4 separate regions of the Mus musculus genome follow, and regions 2, 3 and 4 are each linked to region 1. The links are chromatin loops, found by intact Hi-C in ENCODE. Cell type or tissue: left cerebral cortex. All regions are shown on one strand.

The links. A loop is a pair of places that touch in the nucleus more often than their neighbours do. Peaks named below come from ENCODE experiments on the same cell type or tissue, not always from the same donor. Only the 100,000 strongest peaks of a DNase experiment are listed, where the experiment ranks them.
Region 2: it touches region 1 in a loop (8-fold over the local background); 2 of 42 quality-filtered maps call a loop at or near these places.
Region 3: a loop joins it to region 1, with 14 times the contacts of the local background. A loop is called at or near these places in 2 of 42 quality-filtered maps.
Region 4: a loop joins it to region 1, with 2.8 times the contacts of the local background. A loop is called at or near these places in 2 of 42 quality-filtered maps.

Annotation. Positions count from the first base shown.
Region 1 is chr11:12,738,006-12,746,005 of GRCm38, forward strand. No RefSeq gene overlaps it. Among named protein-coding and RNA genes, the nearest start is that of Gm22789, 49 kb to the left of the region's middle. In left cerebral cortex, no CTCF peak of the experiment used is centred here; DNase peaks (open chromatin) are centred at 3,607, 4,341 and 6,598; H3K27ac peaks cover 1,786 bases.
Region 2 is chr11:12,467,585-12,475,584 of GRCm38, forward strand. No RefSeq gene overlaps it. Among named protein-coding and RNA genes, the nearest start is that of Cobl, 6.6 kb to the left of the region's middle. In left cerebral cortex, no CTCF peak of the experiment used is centred here; DNase peaks (open chromatin) are centred at 3,735, 5,304, 6,204 and 7,841; H3K27ac peaks cover 2,701 bases.
Region 3 is chr11:12,576,362-12,584,361 of GRCm38, forward strand. No RefSeq gene overlaps it. Among named protein-coding and RNA genes, the nearest start is that of Gm22156, 97 kb to the right of the region's middle. In left cerebral cortex, a CTCF peak has its summit at 3,002 (motif pointing right); DNase peaks (open chromatin) are centred at 3,006 and 4,999.
Region 4 is chr11:12,806,515-12,814,514 of GRCm38, forward strand. No RefSeq gene overlaps it. Among named protein-coding and RNA genes, the nearest start is that of Gm22789, 120 kb to the left of the region's middle. In left cerebral cortex, a CTCF peak has its summit at 4,861 (motif pointing right); DNase peaks (open chromatin) are centred at 4,304 and 5,010; H3K27ac peaks cover 367 bases.

The DNA of each region.
Region 1 (8,000 bases):
AAGAGTAGGGGGTGTTTGGATCTCATGAATAGTAGGAGAGGTGTGAGTCTGTCTGCAGTCTACTTGTTATCCTGGAAGGAGTGGTCCTTGGGTTAGAAGGGTGTGCTTGATGGAGTTGGGGTCTGGAACAAGGCAACAATTTGGGGGAGGCAGGTTAGAAGGAGATGCTTTATAGGATCTACAGAAGATGTGGGCAGGGATGAAGGAAAGATGAAGCCAGAGTTCTGTTGAATAACTAGGGATAAGACTGGGGAACTAAGTCTGAGGAAGCAAGAAGGAGCAAAAGGTCCACTGGCAGCCTATCTGTTTTCCTAGCAGGCATGGCTTGTGGTTTAGAAGGGGATGCCTGATTGAGTTAGGGGTTATGATACAGAAGTGTGTAGAGGAAGGTTAAAAAGAGATAGTCTGTGGAATTCATAGGAGATGCAGGCAATAGGGAGGGAAGGCTGTAACTGGTGTCCAGTTACAGCACTAGGGGTGAGAATGAGGGGGAGAGACAGAAGGAGAGGGAAGGAGGGAAGGAGGGAGAGACAGAAAGAGAGAGAGGGGGGGAGAGTCAGTCTTGGTTTTCTGGCAGGCATGGGCTGACAAGGTTTTTAAGCCATTTAAAAAATTGCTTAAAGAAATAAATACTTTAAATAAAGAAAAAGGGAATATTAGAAAAGTGAAAATGAGATCATAGATAACCAATACTCTTCATCTGAGATGTTTTGGCACAATTTCAAGATCTTTGTGTGTGTGTTTCTGTGTATGTGTACATGTATGTGTATCTCTGTGTGTGTCTCTGTATCTTGGGTTTGTGTGCATGTGTACTTGCATATGCCGGCAACTGTTCTCTGACTTAAGAACACATCCCTATCAACACACTGTAAGTTGAAACCATTTTACACAAAAAACATATTTATGTATTATTGAGCTCTGAAAGTTATACCAGGAAGTGAAGGTCTCAGATGCAATATTTTCCTTCGACTTTCTTTTCAACCCACCATTTGCCCATACAAGTCATAGAAGCTGGAATTCCTGCTACCCACTCAGATCATAAACAGTAAAGCCTCTTTTCTACAGAAATAACAAGAAAACATAAGCATGACTCTTATTCCCCCCAGCGTTCTGTGTGAGAGTGGGCCATAAAGTAAACAAGAATCTTATTCTACAAAGTCCTGCACAAAGCCAAAAAGAAATGGGACAGTGGAGAGGCCACTTGCTTTCCTGTTATTGGATCACCAGGTTGCTGTTAAGTCCTGTTTCACATGGCTGTCCACATTTCAACAAAACATAAACACAGCACATTTTTCCTTATTCTTCGAAATCATCATGCTGAGGGATTCAATTCACAGTATAATTCTAAACATATAAATTTGTCATGTCTTTTTAAGTTGTCTTTTGAAATAGAGATACTGGCTATAACCTGTGTTAAGGTGAAGCAGGAGCTCTCCCGCTGGCATTATACCACCTGCAGAGAATCAGAAACTTACTTATGGTTCCCAGATACCATCTTATCCAAGACAACATTCTACTATATTAGCCTGGGAAAGATTGAAAATTGAAATCAAATTTTGTAAACCGACACTGATATGTGTCAATTTTTTACTATCATAAAATGATAAGATTGTAAGTTAATTTATAATTAAGATGGAATGATCAACACATAAAATATATGAGTAAATTTGATATTTTAATTTTAATAATATCACATAATTTTAGTTAACTCACAAATAAAAACATTAATAAACTTATGTTGGATAATAAAATGTCCATTTAATTTATGAGATATCATTTTTAAATTATGCTTAAATCTATGTTGCATGAAATAATAAAAAAGAATAGCAAGTTCCCATGCTACACCCAGATACTCTCAGCCCCGCAGGTCTCCCTGGCAAGTTCTTATGTCATGGAAACTTTGTGACTCAGAGCCCCAAAATCTCTCCTCCTAGCTCGCTAAGTTCCCACTGGCTAGTCATTATCATGCCAGCCCCATGCTTCAAAAGCCCCATGGCCTTTGTGCTACACATCTGGCAAGCTTATGCTTTGCTGCCATACCTTTCTTGAGCCCAGTCGAAACACCACATGAAGGAAAACACAGAAACTTAGTTCAGAAACAGTGGTAACTCAATCTTTGGGCACAAAAACTAGAATCCTAATCTTGTAAGCCATGTTAAATCTGAATCCTCTGGTGGCAAATCCTGGCAGATTTGCCATATAAACTGGAAGACACTAGTAGCTACATCTTGCCCTCTCGCTATCCCCATCCAAAATGCCCCTAACTCTCTTCTGCTTCTTCTCTTCCTCTGTCTAACCCAGAAGTCCTGCCTACTCGCCCAGTGATTCTTCCCTTTATTTATTCAGGGGAAGGTTTACAAGAAGTCACCTGAATTTATGACTCAGTCCTCATTCCAAACAACCCCACCCCGGAAAGCAGAATTAACATCAAAATACAGGCATCACCAGGGCCATCCACAACAAATCTAAACTGAGGTTTTCAATGTTTATTCATTTTTTATTAGATATTTTCTTCATTTACATATCAAATGCTATCCTGAAAGTCCTTAGACCCTCCCTCCCCCTCCCCGACCCCCAACCCACCCACTCCCTCTTCCTGGCCCTGAAATTTCCCTGTACTGGGGCATATAATCTTCAGAAGACCAAGGACCTCTCCTCTCATTGGTGGCCTACTAGGCCAACCTCTGCTACATATGCAACTGGAGACACAAGCTCTGGGGGGTTGGGGTACTGGTTAGTTCATATTGTTGTTCCTCCTATAGGGTTGCAGATCCCTTTAGCTCTTTTGGTAATTTCTCTAGCTCCTCCATTAGAGGTCCTGTGTTCCATCCAATAGATGACTGTGAGCATCCACTTCTGTATTTGCCAGGCACTCTCATAGCCTCACAAGAGACAGCTATATTGAAGCTTTGGTGGTAACATTCTCCTTGGCATCCTGCAAGGATAATTGAAAGAAATTGTTAAGTTATGACATAGGTTGAATCATTTCTTTCTAGTATCATTGACCTCTTATAATAACAATGAATTAAAAATGGTTTCATATTTGTTATATACTATAAATCACAGCAAAAGGGAATTACATACAGTTGAGGATGGCCAATGTAGACCTCTGTGGAGCAATGAGATCTGCTAGATTCTGCACAGTGCTCGGTAGACACATATTGAGCATTTGTGAATGTGGCTGTTGACATGGCATAACAGACTTTTGACTTTCATCTAGTGTTAGGTAGTGGAAGTCTAGGTAGAAACATTTGCACACCTTATTGGGGTAAAGCATTTCAGAGTGTTGATCGAGTGGGACAAGAGACTTTGGCTATTTAAAAGTGTTATTAGATTTTCTACCATATCAGAAAACATTTTGATGGCATCAGGAAAAGATTCTTGGATTCATTTTCTCCAATGTGCAACAGTACTCTGTATTATGTTTTTTATGGCACATTTGTCAAACATTCTGTGAGAGTCACTTATCGAAGTCAGAGAACAGGGCATCTGTGCCAGCTTCTCACAGGCTTAAGCAGGCTCAACACTTTGCCCTAGGAATCTCCAGACACCCATACTCCTCCCTGATGATACTGTCTTGCAGATCTTAAGCTTGGCTGTTACTTAGCTTCCATTTGCCTCAACTTTCTGTTGATCTGGCCCAGGCCCTTACCATCTCATCCAGTGCATTTGGGCACAGGGTGTGTGGCATATTGTTGCTGGAGACAGATGGCCCTGCCACAAAATTTATTCTCTGTTTAAAAATAACGCTTCCTAATGCTTAGCAATTTTCAAAATAACTGTCTGAAAAATTATATTTTTCCTAAATGTCTCATAGAGGCTGCAGAGTTGACCTCATCTAAATGTTACTAAAATTAAAGAGTTTCAGGCTTAGAAGGGGAGTTTAATTCTCATCATTATGTCTCCATACTTTTCATCTTGTTGATGAGGGAATAGACCTTTCACCTTGCCTCTACTCATATAATTAGCTTAAGACATGAAACCAGAATTCAGGTCCTCTTTTTCCTCAGTTTCTTTGTATTTCAAAATGTCTGACTTTACAGTGTTTCATCAGGGATGCATATCATGGTTTCAACAATATTTTGATGTGAGAGACGTGAGACTTTATTCTGTTTTCTCTTTAGTCTCCATTCTATTCCAGTGCCTCCTAAGTAGACAAATCCATTTCTGATGAGAGAATTAACCTAAAGAACTCACTTTACCGCATTCAAATAAGCCCTTTAAAATCCTGCACTTTAAGCTTTTATTCTAGATTCCATTGTGAGGTGATAATGAGGTGCTGAAAACTAATTATGTCATCAGACAAAGCTGTCTGGTCCACCATCTGCCGAGTCTGGAGAGGGATAGTCCCTGGTTGAACTGAAAACTGGGACTAAAAATAACCACTTTTTCTTGTTCCTTGTCCTGCTCTTGCCATGGGCATAATGGAGCAGAAATTACATAAGACTCATTTGCAGCTAGCCCCACATGAGACTATAGGTCTTTTTCCAGGTGGCAGATTTCACACACATATGGATTATCACTACCATGATAGTTCACTGTGGTTCCTACCAATTTTCTTCCCAGTCTCAACTCTTGCCCCTAATTTAATACACTGTTATATAATGCAGGAGGAATGTGCTGGATTAGGAGTCCAAGATTCTTACTCATATAACCAAGTTGTCAAGACCCTAAAGTGATCATTAGTGGCATGACCTATACTCAGATTTTGGGATATATTATGGGATCAATTCTAATGGTGAGCTTGATGTAGTTTTACCAGGATTCAGACAGTTCTTTCCTTTAAACTAGGTAGCCATTCTTTTTTGTTCAGCACCCTGACTTTTTTTTTTTTTTTCTGATGTAAAGGTCTAAACTTAATAATCAAATTTGTACTCCCAGGTTACTAAAACATCAACAATGGTAGATTTTATATTCTTGGCATTCTCAAAGTAGGCAAGATTGACCAAATACAGGCAGAGCTTTACTTTTTAATGAGTGAGCCCTTGATATTTTATCCTCCAAGGTTCTCTGGGGGAAATGCTTGAGCTTTGGACATCTTAGATTATAACGTGAGAAGTCTGTGTAAAGGATTCTTTTCCAAAGTAGTCTGGCTACCAATTTCATTTTAACTCAGATCTCAAAAATCAGATTCCTTCTGAAAAAATCAGACAATATATGCTATAGTATAAACCAAACTGAAAATGAGAACAATTCAAATTTCTACATTCTTGGTTGTGTCTGTAATAGTGCTAATAAGTTAAAATGCTTTTGGTACTAAACTAAGATGATATTTCACCAGTAATTATTGCTTTGCAAGTAAGGGGCACTCTTAATTCCTTAGTTTATGTTCTGAAATTGTTTAAATTTTATTTATACATGCTTGTGGGGGTATGCATATGCATGTGTAGGTGTTGCATGTGCATGTGTGAGTGTATGCATGCACATAAGTGGATATGTACATGTGCATGTGTGAGGGTATGTGTCTGCATATATGTAGGCTATAGTACAGCTTCAGATATCAATTCTCTGGAACCATATACTTAAAAATTATTAGTTTTATTGTTATTGTTGTACGTACAAGTGAATGGTATTTATGTGGCACACATGCTATGGTGTGTGTGTGTGTGTGTGTGTGTGTGAGTATGTGTGTGTGTGATGGTGCAATTATGGAGGTCAGATGATAGCTTTGTGGGATCAGTTATCTCCTTATAAATTCATGTATGTTCTGGGGATTGAAATCAGGTCACCAGTCTTGGCAAGTCCTTTTACCCACTGAATCATCTTTTGAATCTCTTCCTTATCGTACTTCTTCCATTTTTTGGGGGGAAAGGGGGGATAAAGTCTCCTGAAAATACAAATACAAATAAATACAAAAACAAAAACAAAAACAAATACAAATACAAAATAGCCTAAGTTGGCTGGTCACACAGCTTTAGAGATGAGCCTGTCTCTGCCTTCTGAGTGCTGGTGTTCAAAGCTTGCATCATTACACGGTCTTCTTAAAGCTTTTTTTAAATTTTTATTTTTTGAGATTATAACATAATCAAACCATTTTCCCTTCCCTTTCTTTCCTCCAAATCTTTGAATATACCCCCTTTCTCTAGTATTTTATATATTATAAATATACATATATATTCATATGTATTCCAAATTAAGAAAATCAGAAATGAAGAGGGGATGACTATAATAGAAACCAAAGAATTTCACAATATTTTATGAGAATCACTTAAATAGACATTTCTATTAGTTTGAAAGTATAAAAGATATGGATGAATTTGTAAGTCAGCTAAAGTAGCAAAATTAAACCATGGAAGTCAACAACCAAACTCATGGGAAAGAAGGACATTTAAAACAATGATAAGACTTCAAACTAAAAAAGTCCAGGACTAGATAGATTCACAGTAGAATTCTACCAGACTTTCAAAAAGGATCTACAGCCTCTCCTTATACATATACATAACACTTTTTTATTTTTTAAATCATGGGTTCTGGGTCTTGAATTTAAGGCTCCATTTTTGCAAGGCAAGTACTTTTTTCTGTTGAGCCATTTCCCCAGTCAATGTTATGCACACTTAAATCTGTTTCTTCACTCAAAGTGTGTTTTCCATGCCCTCATTTGACATAAACCACAAAGTGTATCTTCTGCCCAACATTGGAAGTAGTTCCAAATTCCACATTGCTTGAGCATAAAACAGGGTAACATGGAACAGCAAAAAGCATGGAAACTAGAAAACCAACAAACCCAATACATAAATAAAGCTGACTTAACTACTATAATACTGGGAATGTACTAACTTGGTCCTAAGCACTTTGAGTTTTGAAGGAGGCTCAGGCACTAATTTTCTTTAGATGTCTCTGTTTCTATGTGTCTTATTTTAAATGGGAGTACTGAGTAGCACTGACTCTATCCTTGTAAAGGTGACCCAACAATTTTCCACTGACAGAAGTGAGAGAAAATGGAAACATCATGCTTCTGCTAGTTGGCATGGTCAGGGCACTTCCTAAGATTTTCCATGTTGTCCTTGAGTTTTCCCTACATACCTGCCATACCTCCTGGCCTAAGGCCATGTGCTCATAGAAGTCTATTCATATTGACAATCTTGACCTTTGACAGATTCTTGTAAATTATATTATAGTTACCAAAACACTTCCTTGTTAGCAACATGGAACCCCAACTCCCACAGTAGATATAGCATTTGAATTAGACCATACATATTGTCAGGTTCTGTGAATCCTGTCTGGATCATGTGGGTATTTGTGTCTTTGCCTCTGTGTTCTGATCTTAACCAACCCCACCTTACTATCTTAACCTGAACCCACCACAGCTATACTCAGATGATTTATCTGTTAATATATCCTTTGTCACATGACACATTTGCTCCTCCTCTTCTTTTTTCTTTTTTCCATTTTTTATTAGGTATTTAGCTCATTTACATTTCCAATGCTATACCAAAAGTCCCCCATACCCGCCCACCCCCACTCCCACCCCCACTCCCCTACCCACCCACTCCCCCTTTTTGGCCCTGGCGTTCCCCTGTACTGGGGCATACAAAGTTTGCGTGTCCAATGGGCCTCTCTTTCCAGTGATGGCCGACTAGGCCATCTTTTGATACATAGCTGCTCCTCTTCTTGACTAGAGACATGGACATGTCTTAATTTTAATTAAGTATAAAGTTTCCTTTTTTTTTTTTTAGCAGTTTGCAAATGTACTAATGGGCAGAAACCATTTCTGATATATTTTGTTGTTTTAGAATGTTCCAGGCACATCACTCTTTTGAGTAAATTAAGATATTCAACTAGTGAGTGTATGAATATGATATGAAATAGCTAAAATTTGGGGCTTGAATTTGAATGGTTGCTGGGCTTTGGTTCTGAGATACTTAGCAATCACATTGTAAATATTAAGAAAGGACAAAGGCTCTATCAGAAAATCCAACAGGTCTTATATAAAGTCAAATTGTATTCAATCTTTCCTCAGACTACTTGCACGAGGTTGTGTAACCTTATGGTAACAGGAT
Region 2 (8,000 bases), 270 kb before region 1:
GTCTGAACAAATTCAGGTTTTGTGGGGTCTTAACCTCACATGACTTTAGGAATCCTTTAAAAATAAAAACATAAAGCATACCAAATTATGCATGGGCCCTTACTCACACAAGTGAGGCTGCCTACCAGCCTTGACATAGCTCTCACTACTCTTCTGGCCAAACGACTGTGATTAAAACACATGTAAATTGCTAAAAAAATAAAAAAATAAAAACATGATTGGTGTAAATTGTGACTCCAAAGTGGTTGTTTATTGTACAGACTGAATTTGTGGCTTTTTAAAAAAATAATAAATAAGTCCTGGTCTATAGTATACAGGATTTGGAGAGAGGTTCTGGGGAGGTAAGATGAAGCAAGGACAGATTGTTCAATCTCTAATCTCACATGGTAGAAGTCCTGTAAGAATAGGAGAAATGTCAGCATGCTCTGAATATGCACAAGAAAGGCTGTGTGAGTACTCAGTGAAGGGTGGCTGTGTACAACACAGGGAGCAGCCTCTCACCATAACCCAAGCCCGACAGCCTAACAGTCTTGTCTGCTTCAGCCTCAAGGGCTCTAAAAATGAATTTCCATCTTTCAAGCTGTCCATTCCAAGGTATTTTTGTTATGGCAGTCTGAAGAGACTAGCATAGATATAGAAAACAAACCATTAAAAATTATAATTGTTGCCGGGTGTGGTGGCACACGCCTTTAATCCCAGCACTTGGGAGGCAGAGGCAGGCGGATTTCTGAGTTCGAGGCCAGCCTGGTCTACAGAGTGAGTTCCAGGACAGCCAGAGAAACCCTGTCTTGAAAAAAAACCAATATATATATATATGTGTGTGTGTGTGTGTGTGTGTGTGTGTGTGTGTGTGTGTGTGTTTGTGTGTGTGTGTATGGATGTATAGCCAGGGCTATACAGAGAAACCCTGTCTTGAAAAACCATATATATATATATATATATATATATAAAATTGTTTTAAGAATTGACCCACTACTACAAATAAGCAGGTTGTTAATAATAATAAGTCAGCTCCCAGGAGAAAGAATAAAGAACATCTACTTTACACGTCTAGGTAAAGATTAAATAAGATATGACATATTGAGTGCCTAAGGTGGCACCTGGCACTCATTAAGTAATCAACCATTTTAACTCTAATTGCACACATTAGTTGGCATTTTCTTTAGGTATATTGTTCCCTTCAAAAATGTGTGACCAGAGTTCTCTTTGAACTTCTATAACATAAACAGAAGCCACACCCGGGCCATTTTGCTCTGGCATTCAGGCAGAGCTGGACAGTGGCCAGAAGGTTATTGGCAGTAAACATTGCTCCAGAGCAGGGATGAGGTTCTCTGTATGTGAATGAAGCTAAAGAAGTAACTTCAGATCCAAAGTCTTCTCCAGCCATCGTGCTTGGGTACTTGAAGTCTTAGAAACCACTTTCCTGGGCAAAGTGTGAGTCTTACAGTTGAAACTGCTTGGCATCTCAGTGCAGCTTGTGGAATCCAGCTGGAGGCTACAACAAAAAGACATTATATTTAGGCCCAAGGTCTTCTGAGGGAAGCCTGGGTGGCCTTGTGTCTTGCCATCCACTTTGCTGTTCCACTCTCAACTTTGCTTCAAGGCAAGAATTGAATCACTTTCTCTTTAGGTTGGTATCTTCAATGGTTAACTTTGACTGTCAACTTGATTGGATTAAGAAGTGCCTAGGAAACACTGCCAAACCTGACAAAGTGACATAGTCCCTGCCCCAAGGATAGGGCCCTGGGGCTGAGACTCCATGAGTATCAATGACTGCTGTGGGAATAAGGTTTGTTTGTATAATAATGTACATATTTTCACTTTCCTCCAAGGAATGTCCTCCCTGTTAAATTAATGACTCCATGAGAATTAGAAACAGTACGAGACCAGTTGAGATATGCCATGTCTGTAAAATGGTAAATGCTGGGACCTTTAGGACAGCCCTTAGGGCTATGGGAAAGAGCTCTAAATACATGACTTTAAAAGTATATAATTTCTTAACTATGCAAAATATAAAGATGCAATATGAATTATGAGGGGCTTCATGAATCTGAAGGAACAAAAGCATGTACACTATGGGCTAGCTTGTCAGAAAGATACAAAGGCAGGCAGATTCCTGAGTTCAAGGTCAGCTTAGGACAGAGCAAGGTTACTTTCCGAGTGTGGTAGAAATGATAATTTCAGGGCAGGGTCCCAACCAACTACCTTACCAATTGTGTTTAACAAAAGCAGACAGATCACTGAATTCTTTTACACTGTTTAAAAAGAAATGTATGCTTGCTCTCTCTTGAGAATCAAAGAGCTGGGGTCAAGGGACCCTGATGCTGATTCACAAGATAATTTAAAGGAAACCTGGAGTAAATGATGGGTTTCATATGTAAAATAAGAGACAGGACCCAAGTTCTGCAAGAGATGAGCTATCCAGAGAATTTTTTAGGATTAAAGAGAACTGCTTGGAGAGCAGAGAGACAGACACAGGCGCACACACACACACACACACACACACACACACACACACACACACACACACAGGAGTGCACACACTCACAAGCTAGCAAGACCTGGACAATGAGATCTCTTAGAATAGCAAGCAAGCAGAACATGGACAGAGAAATCTCCAGAGAGAAAGCAAAGCATAGAGAGAAGTAGACTGGAAAAGCTGGATCAAGCAGAACACAAGTCTTCAACTTGGATCCACAATTTTACTTCTGGTCATTTCTTTTCACCACTCCCAGACACCCCTTCTCTCAGAACCCCTCTCCATGCTGAGGTTGGGTCATGGCATCTCTGGGTGTGTCTATGTGGACTTTTCCAGAGAAGGGTAGTTAGTTAAGAATGGAGAATCTATTTTGAGTTCACTGTCTCTCTAAATGAAATAAATTTCCAGAAAGGAGAAACAAGCTAAGAGTAGACATTCTCTATCTCTATTTTTTAGCTGCTATGGTGGGATTTGTGCTGTTCCACCATGGCCTGTCCACCAAAAAGAAATGACATACCTCAGACGATGAGCAAAAGAAATCCTCCTTCTCTTACATTCCGTTCTGTCATGCATTCTGTTACAGCAACTCATGGGCCAGCTAGCACAGCCTGTCTTAGCCTGTTTTGTTTGCTTCATAACGTTAGTTGATACTTGGTAATGTATAAAAAACCAGAGGTTTGCTTATCTCACAGCTTTGGAGGCTAAAATTTCAAGATTATATTGCCTAATACGAAGAGCATCTCCTGGCCATGTCACAACATGCTGGATGCTGTTCCATTACAAAGGAGCAGAGAGATGGAGGAGAGGAATGAATGAAGGGAGGGACCAGACTTATTCTTTTACAATAACGTGCTCTAGCTAAGATAAACTTGGTTCTAAAAGAACTACATGAATCCCTTCTAAGAACAGTAATCCATGGGCTAATCAACTTTTAAAGATCCCAGTATGTCAACACTTGTACATTAGGGACAAGGCTTCCACCACAAAAACCTCTGGGGCTGAGTCATATAGTAAACAGAGCAGAATCAGGTTGTTGAAATAGAAATATTTTACATGGTATCATTATTTAATGATGATGGGTCAAATGTTTGTACAGATTGCTCTTCTTTTATTGAAAATATAGTTCCTTTTCTACAAAAGCAAACCTTTTTAATGAATCTAGACTGGTGAGGCAGCTCAGCAAACATGAAAACCTGGGCTTGATATTTAGGATCTAGGCAAAAGAAGAAGAGGAGGAGGAAGAGGAGGAAAAATGCCAGCATAGACATACTTAGAATCCCAGTGCTAGAGAATAGAAACGAATCTCTGAAGTTTGCCAGCCAGCCAGTTCCAGGCCAAATGAAAGGTCTTTTCTCAAGAAAATATAGTGAAGGACAACTACAGGATGACATAAAAAGTTGACCTCTGGCCTCCAGATGCACACACACACACACACTCACACACATACATACATACATACATACATACATACATACAAAGAAAAAAGAAATAAAAAATTCAGTTTAGTAGGGTTTGTATGTACACTGACTTGTATAACAACCATCACCATCTAATCTCAGTACATTGTAGTCCCCTCCCCCAAATTAACCCTGTATCTACTGACATTCCTTATTGGGGCCATTAATCTACCTTATGAATTCACCTATTCTGGACAATAGAACTTTACAACACAGTCTTTCATGACTGGATTCTTTTCCTTAGGATAATATCGATAATATCATCAAAGTTTATTCACACTATAGCGCATGTGTGTTGTTACCTGATCTTTAAACACTCAAACAGTATCACATGGACAAACCACACAGAGTTTAACTGTTGATCAATTGATAAACATTGAGGGGATTTCTACTTTTTGACATTATGAATGCCCCTGCCATGGCTACATATTACAAAAATTCTGTGTGGATGTATATTTTGGGGTGTCTTTGGGTATATACCTAAGAAGCATTGTCAGATCAATAGGTTATCCCATGCTTTTCCTTCCAGGGTTCTGTTGAAGAAGTACAAAGCTGTTTTCCACTAGTTTACAAACCATCCAGCAGCGGATGTGGATTCTAGTTCTTCATACCCTGGACATTGCTTGCTGACAGTTATTGATTAGAGATATCTTAATATGTACAAAGTGGTATCTTTTGGCATTTTTATATTACCTTACATTGTGATGAATAATGTGGAGCCTCACAATGTGCTTATTGTCTGTTTATATATCTCTTTTGAGATGTATAATTCAAATGTTCTTACTCATTTTTAAATTAGGTCACTCGTATAAGACTTCATTACACATTCTTCATACAAGCCCCTTATGATCCATATGTACCTTGAACAATTATCTCCCATCCACAGGCTTTTCATTTGACATTCTTGTCCTTTGAAGCACGCTTTTGATGAGATTTAATTAATATATGCTTCTTTGGTCGCTTAACTTGGGTATTATATCTAAGAAACCATTGTCTACATGAAGTTGATCATATATAGTAGTATTTCTCCAAAGCTGTAACTTGACACGAGAACTCTGCACAGGGGAATTGGAGAAGTCAAGGTATCCACTTTTAGAGTTTCTGGTTCTTTATCCTGCTTTTGCTTCAAAATGCTTAAAACAATGGGTTGCAGCTTCATCTATTGCTCCCTGAGTGCATTTGAGTTGTCCTCATATGCTAGTCCAAGACATGAGGTCTATAAAATAGCATTGGCAATTGAGGAAGACACACCAGGAGATGTTCTAATTCATAGGAGTCTTACAATCAGGGATACCGACAGGGGGTTGGGCCAATCTATTCCAAACTTACAAAGCTGGGCAGAATAGGAACCAAGAGAGATCTAGTTGCACCGTAACAGAATTAGGTAGGCTGTGATTACTTCCGGATGTTCTGACTGAAGCTTCTGAGAGAAGTTCCTATCTTACCCTATTTCAAAATCACAAGAGTGAGCTGAATCTATCTTTCTGCTTAGCCTTGTTTTCTTTGAAACATCCCCAGCAATCAAACGGTATACACATTTTTGTCTCTTCCTCTCCTTGAGTAATAATTATAATAACTTAATTTACCCAATGGACACTACACCCAAATTTATTGAATCATACATAACAAAAGTTAACACTTAAAAGCAGTGGCTAGAGGGGCTGGCAGTGGACATTTGTGGGGTCCAGCATGTGGGTGAGATTCAGCATCTAGCACTGCAAAAAGCAAAACAAAATCAAAATACAATGATTAGACACCATGATAAACCTCTTAGAAAATCGTAATGACTTAGTTTTTTAAAGCAACGGAAAGGGCTTGAATAATAATAGCTCAATGATAGTGTGCTCATCTGGGGTCTATCCTCAGCGTACCTTTGAATAAAATCAACACAAAATACAGATACTATTGTTGTTAAGATTTTACAGGTGAGAAAAATCCAAAATTGGGGAGCCTTACAAAGTTACACCTGTTTGCACAAAGCAAGGGCTTGTTCCCTGGCATCTTACCCTTCACACTAGGCTCTTCACCATCCCGAAAGCACAATTGCTCTCATGTATCCCTGCTGCCCAGCTCTTCAGACGATGATTCAACACAGAAGTAGCACTGACACTTAGGATTTGTCGGAAAGTGTGTGCTGTGCTCACTGACAAACAGCAAATGGAGAGAATGTGTAGGTTGGCTCTCCTGCCACATTGTCACGAAGCTTTATTTAAGCCACCAGCTGTCACCATTTTTCTATGGATGAGCTCATTCTGGGAGCTCTGCTTCTTGTTGAGGGAAGCATCTCCTGGCTGCTCTGCCTTGATGTGCAGTCAGGGTGAACTTATATAACATTATACCTCCACCCTCAACCCACATGAGGATTATGCAACTGCGTGTAAGATTCCTTGCAGGGTTTTCCGGAAATATGAGCCTGCACAGAAAAGGCATCCAAGCAGTTCTGACTAAAGAGGACTTTCTGACCTGGGCCTGTGTGTGATCTGTCTCTGTAAACTATTTGCCTCAGAGAAATCATCTGGTTAAACGTTAGCAGAAAGCAAATCTCAGTACTCAACATATAAAAGTAGCCCTCCATAATGATTTAGTTCTCCACTTTAAAGTTATCCTGAAAACCAAAACTAGATTTACCAGTGTTCCCTCTTATACAATTGCCTCACTGCCACAAACTATTGCCTAACTTGATCAAGAATGAAGGGACTGGTGAAAGGAACTCCATTTCTGAATTTTATTTATTGTTTTGAATATTAGTAGTGTTTTGTACCAAACTATGAGAACCTAACCTGAATGAAAACTGTCATCTTTTCAGTAAACCCAAAACTCTACATTTTTATGAAGAAGAAAGAGGAGAGCGTCATTTCTGAAATCCTGCATTCCAAGTATTTAATATTTAACAGGGCTCACGGACAACATGTATACTTTGGCCTCAGGCTGGACCAAGCATGCCAGGCAAAACGGGGAGTTGGGTTGTCAAGACATACATGTCATGAGAAGCTGAGGAACTTACTATAAAAAGTTTATCCTTGGGGTTGAAGGAGAAGAAGAACAAGGAAGGTCAAGGACAGTTGATGCTCTTAGTTTCAAGGCAGGGTGGGTTGTGCTGGGGGAAGGGATGTGAAACCTCGCACTCTGTCACATACTTTGGGATGTGCTCTAGTCTTCCCTAGTTCCAACAGGAGTGGGGCAGATCAGCATCTGAGCTACATCATAGTACCATGAAGTCATGGAAGGAATCCCCAGCAGAGGGTTTCATCAGAGGCAGCAGAGCAGGGATAGACTGAAAGGGGAGGATCTTGGGAAACCACACTTGTGGCAGGAGCACTGATCTGTGAAGTATGGAAAGAACATCTTGGGGGGAAGTTTCAGAGCTATGAGTGCTTTGGAATTTTTTTAAAAAGTAGAATCTCGACAGGGCATGCTCTTTGTTATGCTAGTCAGGCAATATTTGAACTCATTGACTAGGGAAACCAAGAGAACCTTGTCTGTAATAACAAACATTTTCTCAAGTGATATTTGTAAAGACCTTCAAGAATCTCAGATACCTAATGACAGAAGTGGTGATGGAGGATCCAGCCTCCCTCAAAACAAAACTCAGGGGAAGGAGATCTTACCATGTCTGCATGCCTTCCCTCAAAAAGTTCTCTGTGGAGTTGGCAGACATTCACACACAAACAACAAACAGAACTGGAAGGGGTTTTTGTTTGTTTGTTGTTTTGTTTTGTTTTTGCTTTGTTTTTGTTTTGTTTTGCTTCCTACTATAAAAGCAGCTTATGCTGGCTAAGTCAGAAATGCCACGTCTGAAATATCTGGAGCGGATGGTATGTCTCAATAGCTGAGGGCTTCCTGGTGTGCATCTCACCCCTGCCTGGTGAAATCACACTATCTGTCTTAACTACATCTTCTGGGATTTTTAAAAATGAAAATACACACTAAAGTCTCAGTTCTAGAAATGTCACAGCCCATTATACTCAACTTCTAATCCAATGTTTTCCTTTGTCCCACTCATTAAAACAGAGTTCTCATGGAGGGCATGCCAATATCAGCATGCTAAACTTCAGAAGTAGTTG
Region 3 (8,000 bases), 160 kb before region 1:
TTTTGTTTAGCAGTCATTTTCTATGGCATATGAAAATTCTGCTGCAGGTCATAAAGATGGAAAAAAGTAACGTTTCGTCCTCTAGTCCTCAGAAGTCTCCTGAATTATGAGAATGTGTCACACTTCGTGAAAGGAAATTGTGGGTCTGCAAGATGCCTCAACAGATAGAGGCACTTGCTTACAGACCTGACAAGCTGAGTTTGACCCTTGGATTTCACAAGGCAGCACGAGGAACAGACTCCTGTTAGGCATCCTGTGCATCATAGTATGTACGTGCCTGCATTCAAATGTGTATGTGCACACTTGGCAGGCACACACACACACACACACACACACACACACACACACACACACAGTAAAACAGTTAAAGCCTGTTGTGAATTGCTGTCTGTTTTTTCTGCTCCCTCAAAAGGGGTGCCTGTACTCAGGTGAGGTCAGGTGAAATCTTTTTTTTTCCATTTTTATTAGGCATTTAGCTCATTTACATTTCCACTGCTATACCAAAAGTCCCCCATACCCGCCCACCCCCACTCCCCTACCCACCCACTCCCCCTTTTTGGCCCTGGCGTTCCCCTGTACTGGGGCATATAAAGTTTGCGTGTCCAATGGGCCTCTCTTTCCAGTGATGGCCGACTAGGCCATCTTTTGATACATATGCAGCTAGAGTCAAGAGCTCCGGGGTACTGGTTAGTTCATAATGTTGTTCCACCTATAGGGTTGCAGATCCCTTTAGCTCCTTGGGTACTTTCTCTAGCTCCTCCATTGGGAGCCCTGTGATCCATCCATTAGCTGACTGTGAGCATCCACTTCTGTGTTTGCTAGGCCCCGGCATAGTCTCACAAGAGACAGCTACATCTGGATCCTTTCAATAAAATCTTGCTAGTATATGCAATGGTGTCAGCGTTTGGATGCTGATTATGGGGTGGATCCCTGGATATGGCAGTCTCTACATGGTCCATCCTTTCATCTCAGCTCCAAACTTTGTCTTTGTAACTCCTTCCATGGGTGTTTTGTTCCCAATTCTAAGGAGGGGCATAGTGTCCACACTTCAGTCTTCATTCTTCTTGAGTTTCATGTGTTTAGCAAATTGTATCTTATATCTTGGGCATCCTAGGTTTGGGGCTAATATCCACTTATCAGTGAGTACATATTGTGTGAGTTCCTTTGTGAATGTGTTACCTCACTCTACACAATGGAGTACTACTCAGCTATTAAAAAGAATGAATTTATGAAATTCCTAGCCAAATGGATGGACCTAGAGGGTCAGGTGAAATCTTAATTCATCACATAAGAATAGAGCCTGTGATTGGGCAGTGGAAGGAGGGGGCAGAGCTGAAACTTTTAGAGAGGAAAGAGAGAGAGAGAGAGGGAGAGAGAGAGGGAGGAAGGAAGGAAGGAAGGAAGGAAGGAAGGAAGGAAGGAAGGAAGGGAAGGAAAGGAAGGAGGGAGGGAGGGAGAGAGAGAGAGAAAGAGAGAGAGAGAGAGAGAGAGAGAGAGAGAGAGAGAGAGAGAGAGAGAGAGAGGAGACAGAGACAGACAGAGGGAAAGGAGACAGGGAAGGATGGACAGAGAGAAGATGGACAAAGATGAATCAAATCAACATGGCCTGAAACAGTCACAGGTAGCTCTGGATACCATAGAAGGACAATAGAGTAACATAGGGTACATTTGCCCCATCTAGGTGTGCAGCTTGTATTTATACCAGTTGAGTTTGAGTTCTTTGTGTGGGCATTTTGGGGGTTGAAGATTTACTGTTATAAATCTGGCTGATAAATTACAAGCCTCTGGAATTTTCATTTTATGGGGCCTGGGAAGATAAGAGTGGTTCAGCATCAGCTAACCTTGGGTACCTGGGAAGACCTCGGCGGCTCTCCATGGGGGTGGTGAGACCTTTGTTATCCATATGTAGCCAGACATAGCACGGATTTTTTTTTTAATAGTTAAAATTACACGATACAAAAGCCACCAGGAAACATGATGTCTAAGGAAGCCAACCAACACACGCAAATAATAAACACTAGAACTTCCATTCACATCCGTGTTGTCTGGGTGCCACTGCAACCCTTACTTTTATGCATTAGGAAACCAGACAAATTTCGAGCATCATGGGGAAATGTGGTGGGGTAAATCTAGCTACTGTTGGGAAAGCAAGTGTCTAAGCCCTGGCACTGACCAAGGACTGGCTTTCCTCTACAAAGAACACAAAGGAGGACCCAGTCTGTGTGAATCTCCAGAGTAGTTCTCAATTCGCTTCATATCCACAGCCTCTACTTTAATTTTAACATAAGAAGTTATTTCTAGCACTTGATTTTATCTCCAATTAATTTTATATACAGAACTCTGCTAATTCTCAAAATTAAGAATTTAGTATTAGAGATTTTAAAAATGATGTAGAGATGAAAAACAGTTTTACTGTGTGTGTGTGTGTGTGTGTGTGTGTGTGTGTGACAATATATAATCATGTAGCCCAGTCAGGCTTTTTGAGTTCTTTCTGCCTCTACCTCCCAGGTGTTCTTATTCTTACTTTTTCCACATACACTCTCTATGGAGTGTGGGCTAGGTCATCACATGTTCTGACGATTTGGAGAATGATGACCCAGGAGGTGAATGGCTCACATTTTCCTCAATCTACAAAGTCATTGTTGCCGATCTGTGAGCATTGTGAAGTTTTACTTAGTTTTTGTTGCATGTGTAAAGTGAAGGATGTCACCTCTGAGGTGTGGTGTGATAATGACCGATCTGTCATCCAGATGATCCTGTCCCTGTGGCTCTCACTGAATGTCACTGAGTACTTGGTACTGAGACAGCCCTGACAAATGCGATGAGACTGGAAGCTACTGAGTGACCTAGGTAGCATTAGGTCTGAACTTCTGAGCCACCAAGGTGTATTGCCATGCGTTCTGCAGATGGCCTCTTCCTTCTCAACTGGCATCTCCCACCCTTTGATGCTTTTGATAACAATTTGACAAGGCAAGGGGAAGAATTTCCACGCGGAAATGCTTTAGCCACTGGGTGGCGCCGCTGAACCACAGAAACCGAGCGAGGCAGGCTAAGATGAAAAACATCACGCTTAGGTTTTTTTCAAAAATGTTTCAGTTGGAAATACTTAATCACTTGTTCAACAGAAATATCCTTTCCTAAACCATCGGATGGGAAGCCCCATCACGGAAAAGTAGTTCCAGCACTCGTGCTCTCCTGCCACTTAGCTTGGTGCATCTTCACAGGAGGCTGCTAATGAAACAGAATGTTGGAAAACGGTAGTGGGGTCCTAGAGGTGCTTCAGGCCCGGTAAACATTGGGAGGACAGTGATTATTTTGTAGCCATTGACCAAATTCTACTTATTCTAAGGACTAAAAAACTACTAACGGCTCTAAATGATAGCCACTGATAATCCTTTAAGAGTAACTCCCTTGTATTCTTCTTTGTTTTTGTCTGACTCAGTGAGGCACTCAATTCTTCTTCTACTTCTACTATTGTGTGTACATATGGGTATGTGTATGTGCATGAGTGTCTGCGTGTCTATATCTCACACCTCTGGAGATGGATGAGAAAGGGGATTAAAAAGAGGAGACGGCATTGATGTTTTGGAAAATGACAATTCCCCAAGAGAATTCACTTAAATTAAGATCAAAAAGTACACAAAGGCAAAATGAATATTCAGATCTATACAGTTTGCATTTTACTAAAATAATATACGGAAAATACCCACATGCATTCAAAAGAAAAGGCTATTTTATTTATCCAGAATTAGCCCCTGAAACCTTCTAATCATAAGCCAGCACACTTGCTATCTGGCACGGGTGTGGACAATATTAACATAGGCACAAAAAGAAGTCACAACCTAAATAAAAAAAAGACTGGTCAAGTTCATTTGAAAAATAAGCTTTCAGGTTAAAGCCTTCCAGTGCATAAAGGGAGACGTAGAGGATTATGCAGACACTAGAGGAAAGAAAATCCCCTGTATTATTATTTTCGTTTTAATATTTTCAGATAAGGAATGAAAGATCGTAAATCAATAAATCTGCAATGAATACATGAATGTAGGCTAAAGGCATCTATTATTTTGCACAACATCCATTCATATTGGCCCCAAAGAAGGAATTCTTTCAGATCTAAATGTCAGCATCAGTCATGCCTCTTATACTGCAGACTGTGGGGTCTTATAATGGATTGCTTTTATCCTGTACCAAAGGAGAAGCACCAGTTATATGTTGGAAGGTGGGAGCCACGGTTCTGTGGACAACTGTCAGAGAGAAATAAGCAGGTCCCTGCCTGTTCCATGGTTTCTCTCTGCCTATGCAAAGCTCACCTTTTTGTGTTTGCTTGTTTGTGACAGGGTCTTGCTCTATAGCCCAGGATGGCTTTGAACTCCTGATCATCTGGAGCTAGTGTTGGGATAACCGGTATGTACTAGCCTGCTTTTATCATATTTATTGAAGAAATTGTTACAAACAGTGCTAATGAATTTCTCTATATGTCTTTCTATTTATGTATCTATGATATACATCTTGGTGGGGCACATACATAGAAACAAGAATAATAAATAGAAACAGAGAGCTGAGGTGTACATGAAGTTTTAAGTTTAGTCATACTATATCTTAGAAATGGCCATACTTAGGTCTTAGGGCATGCAAAATATCAGCTTCTCAGATGTGGGTATGTGGCCTTTGCACATGACCCTGGTGAGCAAGCAGAACATAGCAGAAGGATGCTGTGTTTGTCTGCTGGGAGGCAATGTGCGTGGCGTAACAGTTAAGAAACGCAGTCAGCACATGGCAGGTGACTTCATTCATCCTCTTAGCCAGACATTGAAGTATGTGCTTCTGCAGGACTCAGGGATGTGTGCAGGAAGCCTGTGGCCAGTTACAAAGCTGCTGCTGTGTTACACATCTCAGCACATCTTCCTCAGGCTTGGGGAGTTTCTGTAAGCTGACCAGGACCAGCCAGCTCTTCCACTGTGAGATAGTCTGCCATGAGGATTTTTTCTTCTGACTGTGTCAGGTGCTGGTGAGAACAAAGCAAGAGACAATGGATGAAGTAAAGAGGGCAGGGATCCAAAGCAGCCTGGACTGCTAGAATGAGAACAGAACAGAAGATAGAGAACTCACGCTTTAAAGACTCAAATTGTCTCAAGTGATAATTATGCAATTACAGTGGCAAAACACTTGTTAAATCAGGATTGCACATTAAGGGAATTTAGAAGGGTTTCATAAGCCGATTGCAAAAGACGTTAATCATAAAACAATCTGCTGTAAATACAAAGAGTAACACAGTAGGAATCAGTAGACCACACTAAGAATATGAGACAATACTGTGACTCTGTGTCCGTATATAGTCATTCCTTGGGGCTAGTAAACCGTGGTTAAAACTGACCTGAAGAATATATACCAAAATGCTAATTCAAGCTTAGCCATGCCTGTATTTCTAACACTAGAGAAGTAGAGAGGCAGGAGGATCACAAGTTCAAAGCCAGCCTGGGCTATATAGCAAGATCCTGTCAAAAACCAAAACACGTTAATGAAGATGTTAATGTGGAAAGTCTAAATTGGGCTGCTGTATTCCTGAAGTGCAGAAAGCACTCCATAGTCAGTGCATGAACTAGTGAGTGAATAAAGTGGGTACTCGTGATCAGCAGCCCTGGGAAGGACACTGCACCATCTAGGTGAGATGTCATTGTCTCTGAGATGATACAAGTTATCTTTACTGGGCCTGAGTTTTGAGGGTACCCCGCTAGTTAGAGAAGCTGTAGACTTCAAGCCATAGTTAGAGGGTCTCCAGGTAGAGATGCTATGGACTCCAAAGAGCCACGATCTATTGAAAGGAATCATGAGCTCAATTTGGAAGAATAGTAATGAGCAGGGCTTACAGGACTTATAAGATCTTCTGCCTTCTGGTTAACAGGACATCTGGAAAGCTTCAATCACATACTAAATTAATATGATACTATATACCTTTCTAATGTTAGCACCGAGGAGGTTAAGGCAGCTTGGACTGTGTAGTCAGGCTATATCACAAAACTGAACAAATCAAACTAGATAATGGCTGGGAAGACTCCTAAACAAGATAAATATTAGAATCCGAGAGAGATGTGTGTGTGTGTGTGTGTGTGTGTGTGTGTGTGTGTGTGAGAGAGAGAGAGAGAGAGAGAGAGAGAGAGAGAGCGCGAGAGAGAGCGAGAGAGAGAGAGTGATGAGATAGAGAGAATGAGAATGATGATGATGGTGGTGGTAGTGGTGATGATGGTGATGATGACGATGATACCAAGCAGACCAGAATATCATATTAGAAGATACCTTAGAAGCATTTTCCTTGGGTGTGAGCCTTGGAGGATTTCCAGCATTTCTGAATCAGAACGTCTAGGCAGAACCCAGGACTTGGTGTTTTCAGATGACGTGATGTTGCTGTTAAAGCTGGGCACCCACAAGTTGAGAGCCAGGGTTCTATAGAGGAAGGGCTCTTCACATGTTTCTATCCAGCAGCAACACTTAAAGGAAACTGAATGTGAGTCTCTGCTAACAAGAGACTGGGTTGGGTGCTATGATAATCCATTTCCTCTTAGCTTTCCCAAGGCCTGTGCATGGGAGATCAGAACTGTACCTTCCCAGCATAGCTTTAGCCAGGTGTAGTCTATGGAAAGGCACCTGCTCATGCAAGAGCTGAGGGCCAGCTATCTAGGATGAAATCATTCTCGTGTGGCTGAAGGGAATGACTAGCAAGTGGCCGGCGAGCTGCAGAGCTAGCTTACTTCAGTGTCCTGCACTGCTTTGTATTATGGTCTCACAGCTAGGCAAGGGAGGATGGCATTCATAGCTGTGGGACATAATGAAGACGTGCATAGGATGGAATTACTAACACTGACAAAGCAGCTGACTTCCTTAGTAATATATCAAATTGGGACCACAGTCACAGTAGCAGAGGCAATTCCATGGCATCTTATCTCCGGGCTGGAGGGTCACGCTGCTAAAACTGCTGGAAATTGCAAAGCACAGCAGCGTGGAGAATATAGGTGGTGAGGATCGGTAATCAGGAAAGCACCTCTCTGGGGAAGGCCAAGAACCTACCATGTATCAAGCCATGGTGGCCTTGACCTGGGGAAGAGGTGACTCACATACAATGTTATCTCATTACATTTTCACAGCAGTCCCTGCAATGTGTTAATAGCTTCACTTTGCTGATGGGGAAATAGGCTGAGAAAGCTAATCTAACTTTCTCAGTACCACAGGGCAGCAGATGGGAGTCTTCCTAAAAAGTTTTGAGGACTTGAGCATTCATGAGGACATCTTAGCATTGAAAGCTGTAACAACCTCTTGCCCCTGGCTCTTTGCCTTGTGGCAGAATTGACTAATTTTTTTCAGGATTGGAAAATGTACTGGCTAGTACCTGGAATATTTTTTTTTCAGTAATCGAGCAACATTTGTTTCTAGAACAACACATTAATAGGCATATACACATGGGAAATCAAATGAACCCATTTCAGATAGATGTCAAAGTCCCTAAGACTCTTTGGTCTATCAGCCTGTAATTTGGGTATTATAGAAAAATTGCTTATTTCAAAGGCTATATCTGCAATGACAAGGGACCGGAGAAGGGGAATCTTGTGAGACTATGCCAGGGCCTAGCAAACACAGAAGTGGATGCTCACAGTCAGCTATTGAATGGACCACAGGGCCCCCAATGGAGGAACTAGAGAAAGCACCCAAGGAACTAAAGGGAACTGCAACCCTATAGGTGGAACAACAATATGAACTAAGCAGTACCCCGGAGCTCTTGTCTCTAGCTGCATACGTATCAAAAGATGGCCTAGTCGGCCATCACTGGAAAGAGAGGCCCATTGAACTTGCAAACTTTATATGCCCCAGTACAGGGGAATTCCAGGGCCAAAAAGGGGGAGTGGGTGGGTAGGGGAGTGGGGGGGGTATGGGGGACTTTTGGTATAGCATTGGAAATGTAAATGAGCTAAATACCTAATAAAAATGGGAAAAAAAAGATGGTATGTTTC
Region 4 (8,000 bases), 69 kb after region 1:
AGAGGGTTCCAGATGCCCTGGGACTAGAGGTACAGACTGTTTTAGGCCATCATGTGGGTGCTGGGAATCAAATTTAGGTCCTCTAGAAGAGCAGACAATGTTCTCAAGTGCTGAGCCATTTCTCCAACCAGAGAAAAAAACTTAATTTTGATACTAACATTTCCTGCTTGCTTCACAGAGAAGCATGGTGTGTGTAACTTTTTCATCGTCTGCAGTGACACTGCCTGGACACCTTTGAATGGACAGCCAGTGGAATGAGTGGGCAGGAGAGATGCATGGTTACCTTAGCCGGTTGGATATACCTGAAGGGTAGGTACAATTACAATTTTGTTGAGCTGTAGAAAATATCTTCCACCTATTCCATGTTGCTGCCATTCTCTCTAGGTGCATTCATATCCAAAGCTACTCAGAGATCAGGGACAGAGTTGAAATTCCTAGAAGAGTTAGGTTGGAAATAACATAAGAGAAATCTACTTAGGAGAGCCTTTCCAAATCGTGGGCCCATTTGTCTGAGGTGCTTCTTAGAGAATTTGAGTTAAACAGGGAAGATTCCTGACACTAAGAAAAGTATCATGTAGGTGAGAAAAGTGAAGGCAAATGTGAGTAGAGTGTATGGTATCAGCTCAAGGAGAGAGAATGACAGCCAGGAATCCATCCTTCTTTTTTTTGCAGTATGCTTAGGACCTTGTGAGCCACAGGAAACCAGGTAGTATTTAATGGACTCACAGGTAACCACATGTACCTGGATCTCTCAACATGACACATATCAGCTCTTACAACACACAGGAACCTTAGGTTTCCCTTATAACCATCTCCTCCAGCTCTCAAGCCAATGTAGCTTGCAATGCTATCACATGATTTTTTAAAAAATTTATTCTCTAGAAAAAAGGGGAAGACCTTACTCAGAAAGCAGGTTTTCTGGCAGGGGGAGAAAATTGGGTTCAACCTAGGTATAAATAGAGGCATAATTAACTTGCCCACTGAAGGTCCTACAGTAATCCCCTTACCTAGCTGGGTTTTGCAAAACTGGTCTGAACTAATGTCTGTGGTGTGGCCAGTGTTTTCCCTAAAATGAAGCAGAATGTCAGTGCTTTCTGTCAAATAATAAAATATAGTTTCTGCTTGACCAGGCAGCGTAGAAAAACTGTTTACTGGACCTTTCAAATGTCACTAGGCACTCCCATGCTTCCCACAGTTCAAGCAAGAATGTGTTAAGAAACTTTTTGCCTAGGAAGTGGGGATGTGAGGTACTCAAGGCAGAAAGTCCAGCTTGTGTGGCTTTCTCCTCTTCAGACATATTCCTTTATGATGAGCAAAGTCTTCTCAGGCCATCCGACAGTTGCCCTTGGTAGCCGGTAGGCATTTTTGGGACTGAGGAGAGATGTGAAGCAGGCTGACAGTTGCTAGGGATGAGTGAGTGGAAAGAGATGAGATATATTTCCTGATGTTGTTATGGTAGTCATAGAGCCAGGCCCTTCACTTCCATCATCTTGATTCTTAAAGCAGCTTTGACAGATAAGTGCAGTTGTCTCTATGTAAGAAACCAAGAGATCACTGTGTTCTTCATGTATTCAACTTGCCAAGGCCACTCATTTGCATCGAAGGCTCATAGCTCAAGCAGAGGCCACTCATTTGTATTGAAGGCTCATATAGCTCAGTTCATTCCCAGATACATCTGAAGGTTCCCACTAACTGAAGAGTCCTGAGAAACACAAAAGAGGAGGAGACAGACTCCTCTTATTGCCCATCCTTTATGGCTTACCTGTGTAGTGTATGTCTTTAGTTTTCCTGGGGGCTGGAGGCCTCATGTGAGCTGGGTATTGCTAGCTAGGCCACAGGTTCAAACATATGCTTTTAAAATCTGTGTTCAACAAACCAACAGCCTTTGTGAGCTTTAAAGTCCTCAAAGCAACTTATAATTGGGTGGCCGTAGACAGTATCTTGGAATCTGTATCTAATATACAGCTGACTGAATCAGCTGTCAATGTGGAAGGCAAAGTGGACATACTCTTCATAATTCCTACCTCAGAAAGATGCAGTGTAGATTCATTTCATCATGAATCTCGAATCTCATCTTGTTTCGAATTCAGGGCAGTCAAGATGTAATTTGTACCAGAGAAGGCTTAGTGAAAAGTCGGTTACTTCCTATCCCAGCCTTCATTCTAACCCAGGGACACTGTGAACTTTATGTTTGCAGTTTATTTAGAGATAATAAGATAATATGGTTCTCACCTTCCTGTGCCTTTCTAGTATAAGAAACACACACAATAGTATGGAGCCTGTAGTTCTTAGTGAGCCCAGACCCTTCCTCATGGCAGAAAACAGGGCTGTGGCACTCAAAACACATGCCTGTGAAGCCTGAATTAGTACCTGTAACAGAGCTTCTCTACAAATGGATCACCAAAAAATCGATAGCTCCTCAGCCACTTAAAATGACGAAAAGCTCTTCTTGAAGAGAGCCAGGAATCTCTGACAGGTTTTCACAACCCTGAAAATTAGAGTTGAGTTTCCATCTGCATCCATGACATTGATTCCTTGTGTACAGGGCAGCTACAGGAGCATGGACCCACTATACAGCGAGGGCAAAGCAGCACATCTTTTGAGACCTGCCTCTTGCCTCTGCCCTTACTGAAGTCATACTGATAAGATGGAAATGTACATGGAAAAGTTGTGGCTGTAGATCTAGGGATCGACAAACAAGATGCCCAGAATGTATGAGGCTGACCTTATCCATACAGTGATATACCAAGCAGCCATTAAAGGAAATACAGAAACTGTTCAAACACTTGCAAAAAAAAAAAAAAAAAAGGTATGAAAGATTTGCTGTTAAAATAATGACAATGGGACCAGAGGGTAGGTAAGGGAGCTGAGTTTCTTCATTTGCACATTACTAATGACGTTTGTGAGTGGTTGGGGCTGAAGGACAGATGTGGAATTTAAAGTCCACTGCTTCTTTTCATGACTATTTTTAATTTTGTACCATGTGACACAAATGCAAAAGGAAATTGAGAACATTTTAACTTTGTAGTAACTTGGTACTTAACTGGTGTTGAAAAGTAGCAGGTAGGGAAGGCCTAGGACTGGGAGGAATTGATCCTTAAAGTGTAGCTTGGGTTGCAAGGAAACAAAGTAATATCTCTACTGTCTCTCTGAGGTTGTGTGTATAATTGAGGGGCAATCATGACAAGAATTGGCTTGTAAAATTTGAGCACTGTTTTAAAATAGTGGATCTGGAATAGTCAGCAGATTTTATTGAGCCTGATTTGCACATAATCTGGAAGCTAGATATTTTCCCCAGAAATCTTTTAAGAGTGCTCATTGCATCTATTTTCATAGGATAGTAGTGATTGGAGGAAGTGACATAGATTTGGAATACCTCAGAAAAGGAAGTTGAATGTAAGATTCAGCATGAATTAAGCACAGTATAGAATCAGCTAATAGACACCGAGAGTGGATTGTTTCTGAAAAATCACTGAAATAGAACCATGGATTTTTTTCTTTACAGAATAGTTATTATTTTTCATTTGTTCTCTCTAGCTGAGAAAACTACATTTCTACATTCTTTCCACTGGATACTACCAAAATCCACTTAGCAGTTGTAATTGAAATTGATCACTCAGATGGCACAGTATACAAATGCTGCTTTTCTAAAGTGGCTAAGGAAACACTTTGGGGTCATATGTTCTTCCAAAAACTTTCCTTTTGCTTCTTAAGACAAAGACCTGATGCGCCTGAGTGGGCTTGAGACCCAGAAGTGTCCTCCAAAATTGGGTCGAGGGAGGGCCTAGGTTTCACCTGGTTTGTATTCTTGTTCTCTCCGTCTCTGTCTCCATTTTGTGTCAGTCTCTTCTCCTCCACTCTGCATGTGTGTTTGCACACGTGGCCATGCACATGTGGTATCTTCTTCTTTTGTATGTTTTTTTCTGTATGTCTGGCCCTCTTTGGATATTCAGTCTGTCAAGCTGACAACCCCATTGTGATTTATTTGAAGAGCCTCAGGCCACAGGAGAGATCATAGATAGATGTTCCTAGCAACAGCTTTGGCTGACTTAATTAGAAATAACCATAATAACCACTGGGATATGATTGAGGAGAAGGTCCATCTCACCCTTCAGCCATTCCAAGATCATCAAATGTATCAGGGATTCGCTGTCACTTCAGTAAATCTCAGAATGCTGACTCATAGACAAAACCAATGTTGTTGATTTGACTGGACCACAGAAAACTGGCTGCACTGTGTGGGACAGGGGCTGAAGAGGGAATAGAGCACTGTAGTAGGGTCTAGGGAAGTACTGTTAAACTGCCCCTTTTACTTCTGGAGGACTAGGGAAACCACAAACCCTTGTTATGCACGGGGGCTGGGGGTAGCTGCGCTGATGTATGGTGAGCTTCTCTGGGTTTAAGGCAGCTAAGTGGCTTCATCCATCATATAAAGTATTCTGTGCCTATACTTTATAGAAGGCTCAATTGCCGCACTTTCAAGCACTGCAGAAGAATATAAAGCCATAGATAATTTTAATTGTCTTTGTTTACTTGCAGTAAGTCAGGCTATCGAGTATGGTTCCCTAGCCCTTAATCATTTTTAAGCACTTACATAACATGCATGTGAGGACCCTTTCCAGACAGGCTCGAGGTTCCTCGTCTTCTCCCTCAGGCTTCCCCCTTCCCTGTCCTACGCAGTGACTTGTATTTTGCACACACGTTTTTCACTTTTCATGGTAGTTCAGAATCTTAAGAGCAGGAGTTCATTCCTGGCCACTCTCCAGGACACTATACTCCTGGGTTGATGATTCTCACAGAAGACGCAGACATGAAAGCAACAAGGCTTTCTTGGTCACCTGGGTGCCTGTCTTTAGGGAGTTTGGCCTGTAGGTGGCAGTACGGTCTTGTTTTGCTCCCTGCTGGTAACTCCTGCTTTAACTCAAAAAGGGATCCAATAGATTTTCCCTCCCTGAAATCTTTATGGTTTTCCCACCTTCCCAGAGTCAGGGCTGATTCTTATCTCTCAGTATTAGAGCTCTGCCAGACACTACAGGAGTTCTGGGTGTGGGAGAAAGCAGGCACAGCCTGGCAGAGAAGAGAATTGTGAAGTGGAATCTGATGTGGAATGAGAGAGAAGCGCGTGGGTTGGGAAAGTGCTGTTACTTTCCCAGTCTGTGCTTCATCAAGGAGCTGAAACAAAAGCCAGGGTGGAGTTAGTGAACCCGAGCTCACTCTGAGCTGCCTAGCTCTGTTCTAGCTGAGTCAGTAGTGGCCACAGTAGATCCAACTTTAACAATTACATCAAGGATCCCAACAAAGGAACCAGACTGGGAGGAGACAGTCCAGCCACCATGTCAGCCTCCTCCTCTCTTGGGGAGTGTCTCTTTGTTCTGGGATGGGGGTGGAGTTTGGGTAGGTGTTCCAAGCAATTGACAGTTCACATCAAGATCTAGCCACACTGTGTACACAAACTCTGCTCCTGGAAGTACTTCTTTTCTGGGCAATAACTTTCCCATAAGAACTTTGAAAATCAAACATCATCTTGACCTAGTGAGAGCTAAACTTACCTTGACTTTAAAGGCATAGTATTTTTCTTGAAATTGGGCAGGACAAGGAAAAGAACAAAAAAATAACTGAATTGTAACATGAGTAACCTGAAAAAGCTCATGATGTGTGGTTTACTAGAAAGATCCTACTGACCTAGTGGGGGGTCCAGGCATGCAGATGACTCAGGCAACACTTTTCTAACATTTGCATACACACTGTTAGGGTGTGGCCACTACTAGGGAAGGTGTCCTTCCATTTTGCCTTTAGAAAGGTTACCAGAAAGCAAAAAAGAAACAACAGTTGGACAAGAAGAAACCAATTTAAATTCCTTCTTAAGTAAAAGTAAATATTCTAGGAACCTCATGCATACCTATGTTTGCTGAGGACAACCGGGGAGTGGCCATCTCACAGTGGCTGAAAGGCTTTTGTGGTTTTTGTGATCATTGAATTGGCTAGGTTGAGCATATTGGTTATACCCAGCAGCCCTGCTTAGGCATCTTTGAGTCATACTAAGTCCTTGTGGGAGGCTATTACCAAGTGCTAATGCATCTGTCCTGACATCAACTCCCACAGCATGAGCTGACAAATGGCCACATCACCATCTCTTTCCCTCCGTCTCACTAAAGGCTGCTAAGAAGCATGAGACTCGCAGAATGTTGCTTGTTATTTTCTTTGTCTATCTTGGTAGCTAACCATTTATTTTCTTTTCTTAGACCCTTTGGATGTTTCAGAGTGCACACCTCTCTGATGTCCAGAGATATTGTAAGCCACTGATTTTTGCATTGGCACAGTTAGGCTCTGAGTCTGTTAGCTACAGTTGCTAGGCTGAGTCCAGCTTCATGTCACAAAGAACTCTGTGAAAGCTTAAGTAAACACCATTAAGTCCCAAATGGATGATGACAATGAAATAGGCTTTAAGTTGGTAATAATGGGGTGATATATTTATTGTGCTGTATGAGAACTAGGACAAAGAACTGGACACATGTGATGGGTCATGGGCAATTGGTATTATGCAAACACTGCATGGAATAGGAAATGGGCTTTGCCTTCTTCTTAGAGGCATGATGACAGGGCGGTAGAATTTGATGCCGTCTTGTAGAGGCAGGACAGTAGCCTGTGGTATAGTGATCTTGAGTTCTGCTTCTTCCACTTTTCTTCATCCGCTCTTGTGTTTGGAGTACAGAATACCCATGGAAATCAGAGGAAAGTTCTGGGGACCAGAGGCAATGTTGGGGATTTCTAAGCTTGCCAGTGGAGATTCACAGGCCTGTTTTATCTTCCTCAGTGTGGGATGTGTGGAGCTATTTTAAAAACGCATTATGTATTGATAATTTAAAAAGTATTTCAGTTGGGTATAGAAAGAAAGCTTTGTTCTCATTGATAGCCAACTAGGCCATACTCTGCTACCTATGCAGCTAGAGACACCAGTCCCACCATGTGTTTTCTTTGATTAGTGGTTTAGTCCCAGGGAGTTCTGCAGATACTGGTTAATTCATATTGTTGTTCCTCCTATAGGGCTGCAGACTCCATTACATTCTTGGGTACTTTCTCTAGCTCATTTATTAGTGAACCTGTGCTCTGTCTAATGGATGACTGTGAGTATCTACTTGGTCTTGCAAAGATTCTATGCCCCAGTATAGGGGAATGTCAGGGTCAGGAAATGGGAGTGGGTGGGTTGGGGAGCAGGAGGAGCGGGGAGGGTATGGGGAATTATCGGAGAGGAAACTAGGAAAGAGGGTAGCATTTGAAATGTAAATAAAGAAAATATCCAATAAAAAAAGAAAAAAAAATATAGATCTTCTCTCCGTCTTAAATGAAAACTCCTGTTGGGTAGAGTATAGAATTCAGTAAAGAAATAACTACATCTTAGAAGAATTTATACTGTGGAGTGTGATTATTTGCATAACTAATAAAAATTATGAGAAAAAATCTGGTGTAATAAAACAAAATTTACAATGTTAAAAACTAAATTTAAAATAACTGAAAATAAAAGAAAAAATCTTTGTCGTTTTTTCTTTGGATGGACTTGGTGAGCATTTTAGAATGGTCAGAGGACTATACATAAAGAACCATCCAGAATGCATGGGACTGACTGATAGGAAAGAGCTCCATCAAGCCTTGGTAATTAGAAGAAAATGAATTACTGATTGAGATAATTAGCATTAATTGTCAGCTTGTCAGAATCTGCAATCACTGGGGAAATGGGCTTCTGAGTATGTCTGCAGAGGGATTATTTTGATGCATTGGTTTGGGAAGGCCAATCTTGACTGTGGGTAGAACTATTCTGTAGATAGGGGGTCCTTGACTATTTAGGTGAATGGAGAAAGCAAGCTGAGCAACAATGTACATTTCCACCTCTGTTTCTTATAGTGGACATGATGTGACCAGCTGCTTCAAGTTTCTACTCTCTTGACTTTCATGTCTTAGTGGACTATACCTAAAACTGTAAGCTAATGTCTTGCTTCTGTAAG